Regions from separate parts of the Homo sapiens genome. Here region 2 is linked to region 1. Evidence: read pairs that join two places in POLR2A ChIA-PET (ENCODE). Cell type or tissue: IMR-90. All regions are shown on one strand. Each heading gives the region's core, and the rest is flanking DNA. Links, peaks and the distances in the headings are about the cores only. Region 1 overlaps DOCK4 (dedicator of cytokinesis 4). Region 2 overlaps DOCK4 (dedicator of cytokinesis 4).

Evidence for each region. Peaks named below come from ENCODE experiments on the same cell type or tissue, not always from the same donor. Only the 100,000 strongest peaks of a DNase experiment are listed, where the experiment ranks them.
Region 2: POLR2A ChIA-PET joins it to region 1 with 6 read pairs; 3 of 35 experiments call an interaction of 5 or more read pairs at or near these places.

Annotation. Positions count from the first base shown.
Region 1 is chr7:111,891,669-111,894,593 of GRCh38, forward strand. The region is part of intron 16 of DOCK4 (dedicator of cytokinesis 4); the gene reads right to left. Among named protein-coding and RNA genes, the nearest start is that of DOCK4-AS1, 85 kb to the left of the region's middle. In IMR-90, for the core only: no CTCF peak of the experiment used is centred there; no DNase peak of the experiment used is centred there.
Region 2 is chr7:112,200,004-112,202,928 of GRCh38, forward strand. All of the region lies in intron 1 of DOCK4 (dedicator of cytokinesis 4), which reads right to left. Among named protein-coding and RNA genes, the nearest start is that of DOCK4, 4.9 kb to the right of the region's middle. In IMR-90, for the core only: no CTCF peak of the experiment used is centred there; a DNase peak (open chromatin) is centred at 1,548.

The DNA.
Region 1 (2,925 bases), core at 168-2,667:
CTGCCCTCCAGAAACACAACAGTGTTCATATTTCTTCTATAAATGCATGAGACTGTTTTCCCTTAACCTTGCTCTCCAATTCTGGGCTTTAAAAATCTCTGCCAATCTGATAGGCAAAAAGGTTTCAAATTTTTTAACTTAAACGGATTTCTTTACTTATTCATGCTTTTATTTTATACATTTGCATTTATTATTTTTAAATAGTCTTTGTAGCATTTATCAATTTTTCCTTTTCTTACTGATTTGTGATAACTCTTGGTCAGTCAGGAATAGCAACCCTTTATAAGGGTTACCTATGGGGTTATAAAGCAACTCTTTACAAGCTGTGTTGCAACTATATTTCAGTTTGAAATGTGTTTCAGCCTAGATTATGACTGTTTTATCAATAAATATCTTAAATTTTATGTAGCCAAATTTACTTGATTTTTAAATTTGATTTCTAACATTTGAGACATCCTTAGAAAGGCCCTTCTCACCTGTAGATTATAAGAATGTTCATCCGTATTTTTAAGGCTCGTACAGATTGATTATTGATTGATTGATTGATTTGAGACTGAGTTTTACTCCTGTTGCCCAGGATGGAGTGCAATGGCATGATCTCGGCTCACTGTAACCTCCGCCTCCTGGGTTCAAGCAATCCTCCTGCCTCAGCCTCCCAAGTAGCTGGGATTACAGGCACCCATGACCACGCTGGACTAACTTTTTTGATTTTTAGTAGAGACAGGGTTTCACCATGTTGGCCAGGCTGGTCTTGAATTCCTAACTTCAGGTGATCCACCAGCCTTGGCCTCCCAAAGTGCTGGGATTACAGGCATGAGCCACTGTGCCAGGCCCAGTTTTATTTCTTACATTCAATCTGGAATGTGTTTTCGCAATAAGAGGAAGGTAGGAATCCAGCTCTTCCCCACTTCCCCTAATACCCATTTTATTTATCTCAACACCACTTATTAAATGGGCTATACTTTTAGCTCATAATTTGAAATACACTTCTCTCTCCACGTTTCTTTTTAAATACTGAATTCAAGGCCGCACAATGATCAGCAGGCTGTGTGCTTTCCTGTCGTGGCAGAAGAAGGATTATGTATTATGCTGGTAATATGGTTTCATAATCATAAACTACAAGTGGCCATAAGCTGAAACTGAATTTGTTGGCTCAGTAGTATGAGAAATAAAAATAAAAGTTGTTATACTTGGCAAGTATTTCACAACTCTGTAAATAAGAAATACTAAATAACCCTATTCATAAGAAAACTCAGCTACTTGGGGTTTTTTCTGTGGAGCAAATGCTTCCTGATGGAGCTATACAATGTAGGTCTGCCCCAAATTAGACAGCCTACACATACCATACTGAGTTTCTCTTGTGGTTGAGGTCACAATTTTCATGCTCAAATAAATTTCCCTTTATGGATTAGGATTCTTAGTACTAAGTCAATCTTTGTGGAAGAGCTACAACTGAGTCAAAGTCCTATTTTTGAGAAAAGTTTTGGCCCTGACGACAGGCACCTGGACAGGACTCTGTCTAGGAATTAATACCTGTTTGACTCCTAAATGTTCACATGGAGAAGCGAGCTCTGCTACCTGTCCTCTGGCATTTTAAGCATATGCATGTTTCTAATCAGCAACTGAGAATCTTGGTATGGTTCACGCTCACGAAGAGAAGTCAACCAGGACTTGACTGGAAAGCTAGCACTGCCAAAGACACACCCTCAGACCCATAGGTGACAGGGTCCAGATGGGATATACTATGTAGAAGTGATTCATTCTTTTACATATCATGAGGAAACGGGGAGCCCAGTCTTAGTTATCTCAGCCTTATCTTTTCTGAGCTAAGATTTAATGTTACAAAGACATTTATATGAAGTACCATTTATGTTTTCGAAAATTGAAGCTCAAGACATTGCCTGTTATATTATATATCTTATCGGGCAGCCTCAGACCTAAAGCTGAGATAAATAGATCATCCCCGCAGTCTAGTATATGTAGTTCCTCTGTTTGCTTTTCTGGTTACTATGCTTTAAAATATTTTTGTTTCTTTCTATTTTAACACCTTTAGCTTTGTTAGCTCTTTTAGATTACTTTATGAAGAGAGAACGTAAAGGCCAGAAACAGAAGGATTTGGCTGTTTTGTTTGCCACTATTTTCCCAGCACCTAGAACAGTACCTGGCTGTAGTCTGTGGTCAATAAACATGTTGAACAAATAATGAGAAAATGAATGATTAAAGAAATAGACAATGAAATATACATTCTATAAAAATAGAAAATACCAGGTGTGGGCTGGGCGCAGTGGCCCACGCCTGTAATCCCAGCACTTTGGGAGGCTGAGGTGGGCGGATCACGAGGTCAGGAGATAGAGACCATCCTGGCTGACACGGTGAAACCCCGTCTCTACTAAAAATACAAAAATTAGCCGGGCATGGTGGCGGGTGCCTGGTGTCCCAGCTAGTCAGGAGGCTGAGGCAGGAGAATGGTGTGAACCCGGGAGGCAGAGCTTGCAGTGAGTCAAGATTGTGCCGCTGCACTCCAGCCTGGGCGACAGAGCAAGACTCCATCTCAAAAAAAAAAAGAAAAAAGAAAAAAAGAAAATACCAGGTGTGTTATATGTTGCCTCTCATTTAACTAGCAATCCAAAGAAAGTTTTTGCTTGTAATCTCTTATTCATTCAATAATCTTCACTGAACATCTATCACAGGCCAGAATCCCTTTACATAGCTGTTGTTCTCGAGGGGCTCATAAATCTAATGGGGCAAGCTGAGGGATCAACAGATAGTTCTGGGACAGTGTGATGAGAACAATGGTAAGAGATGTGTGCAGATACCAGGGAGCTCAGGGAAGGGCAACTGGCCAGCTGAGAATATGAATTGGGCCAGGAAGCAGGGGACAGTTTCTGAGGGAGGTTATGGCCCAGGTGAGCCTCCAGGGATGAG
Region 2 (2,925 bases), core at 327-2,826, 310 kb after region 1:
TAAAATAAACCCACATATCTGACTATCAAAGACAATAACCACCACCACCATCAACTCCTTGCCAATGTCATGAAAGGAACTTCACAGAAACCCAGTAAGATGTGAGTTGCAGTCCTTCTGGTATCACAAATGTAGCATTTAAAGCAGTGTTTTTCAAACTGTGGGTCAGGACCCATTAACAAGTCAATTTAGTGACAAGTATTTTTTTTAACAAAAAAGAATAGAACATTACATAGAGTATAAGCAAGTGCTGTTTTAATTATATGTGTGTGGGGTGGTACTGGGGGATATTTATATATATACTAGGTCAGGAAATTAACTATATTTCTTATGGGTAATAGTCAAACAAGATTAAAAGCTACTAATCTAGAGTAAGTCACTTAAACTCTATGAAACTGTTTTCTCATCTCTTAAATAGAAATTACCATTCAACTTCAAAGGGTAGACTCAGATAAAATAATTTCACTTTTTAAGTAAAACATTGTATTACTGTGTTACGGTTACAGCCTTTTAGAAGGGTTTCATTAGAGTTTAATGTTCCTCTGATGTATATATTCACAGCATGAAGTCACTGTGATAGAAACATAGACATATTGTATCAAACATAACTCAGAAAATGTTGTCTCCTTTTGGAAAAGAATAGAGCTAGAGATAGGAAATCCTAAATTTCTTGAAATTTGTATAATCTCCCTCGTACTAGCTACCATAACAGCCTCTAAAATAAAAAAAAAAAAACAAAAAAAAACAAGATCATAGAGGAAGAGCAGCATCTCTATGTGGCTTCAGGGGCCTTGTGAAGAACTGTCACTTAGGGGAATGACCAAAAGAGGGGAACATTTTTATAGACCATTCCCATAGGAGGCCAGATCAAGAACATAAGCTGCTATCCCACTGTCTGTATGGCCCTTCGGTGGTATTTTACTGGGAGGTATAAATCATTTCTCTTCTATTCCCACTTAAAGTTTAGAATCCTGTGTCAGGCTCTAAATGTCACAAACAATTCCAAGCAGAACATTATTATTTAGCTTTACATGCTATGTAGATACATCATAGGACCACTAATAGAAAACACTTTAAGAAACTGTTAGCTAAGAAACTACAAAAAACTAAGAGTAAAGGAAACACATCCTTATTACGCTCTATCACACACATACGCTATGATTAAAGCATCTTTCTAAGGAGAAAGACACCTAACTATCCTGTATGAATACGAGAAGGTGCATCTTCTTCCACCAACATAGAAGGGGCTTTAAAAAGGAACATGATTCCTACCCAGATGAGTTCAAAAACTCCTTCAAGAAAAATAGAATACAGGAATTTATGTGATGACTGAGTGATACTCGCACCACACAATTTATTTTTTAAATGACACTGTGACTTCAGATCAGCTTGTTCTGAGTTTTGTTTCTTATAAGGTTCATGGATTTTCTGCACCGATCAATCCAGCCCGTGTTCTCCTGTCAAGCTTAACTAAGCTCACACATGTAAAACATCTGGCTAGGTTTGAGGGGTGCAGCCTTCAGCTCAGGAAGATGCCATGACTCATCTGTGAATCTGTGCATAAAAGCCTGTTGGACAAATGAACGCAAAAACAATCTGCAAAGGTCTTAGCTTTCTCCATGAATAATTCCCACCACTTTAAGGCGGGGTGGGGAGGGGGGAGGAATGGGGGGGTGTGCTAACAGATGAGGACATGCAGGAGGTAGAGGTAATCTGAGGAAATTGGTGAGTATGCGATCAAGAATGCTTTAGTCACCATTCTGTGCGATAGATCACTAAAGCATGTTCCCCCTGTCTCACCAAAACTTTGTACACTTTGATCATCATCTCCACTTTCCCCAACCACCCTCTTCCCCCAGACTCTGGCAACCATCACTTTAATCTCTATATTTATGAAGTAAACTTCTTTAGATTGCACATGTAAGCAAGATCATGCAGTACTTATCTTTCTGTGCCAGACTTACACTTACTTCATTTACTATAATACCCTCCACATTACTGAAAATGACAGGATTTTCCCCTTTTTCAAGACTATATAATATTCCATTGTGTATAGATACTACATTCTCTTTACCCATTCATCTGATGATGGACACTTAGGTTGCTTTCATATCTCAGACATTTTGAGAACTGCTTCAATGAACATGGGATAGCAGATATTTCTTCAGCATACTGATTTCAATTCCTGTGAATATATACCAAGCAGTGGAATTGTTGGATCATATGGTAATTCTATTTTTAGTTCATTGAAGGTCCTCCATGCTGTTTTACATAACAGCTGTATTAATTTACATTCCCACTAACATGTGCACAGCGTTCCCTTTTCTCTGCACTCTCACCAATACTTGTTACCTTTCATTGTTTTTATACAGCCATTCTAACAGATGGGAGGTGATATCCACAGAATGGAGATACAATAAATAACAATGCATTGTATACTTCAAAAGTGCTAGAATGGATTTTAAATGTTTTTTACACCACAAAAATGGTAATTATATGAGGTGTAATTTGTTAATAGCCTGATTAATCACTCCAACTGTAAACGTACATCAAAATATCACACTGTACACCATAAATATATACAGCTGGGTGAGAAGGTGCATGTCAGTAATCCCAGTTACTCAGGAGGCTGAGGTGGGAGTATTGCTTGAGGCGATCAACCAGGAGCTTGAGGCTACAGGCTATAGTGCACTATGATGGCGCCTATGAATAGCCACTGCACTCCAGCCTGGGCAACAGAGCAAAACCCTGTCTCTAAATTAAAAAAAAAAAAATGAAAACTTAAAAAATATATTATTATTATTTGTCAAGGAAAATACATTTAAAAAACAAACAAAATGCTTCAGTCACTGCCCATGGAGCTCCTACTAGCCAGAGAGAATCAAACAAATTGAGAAAGAGAGGAACCAGCACCTCAGTTCTGGC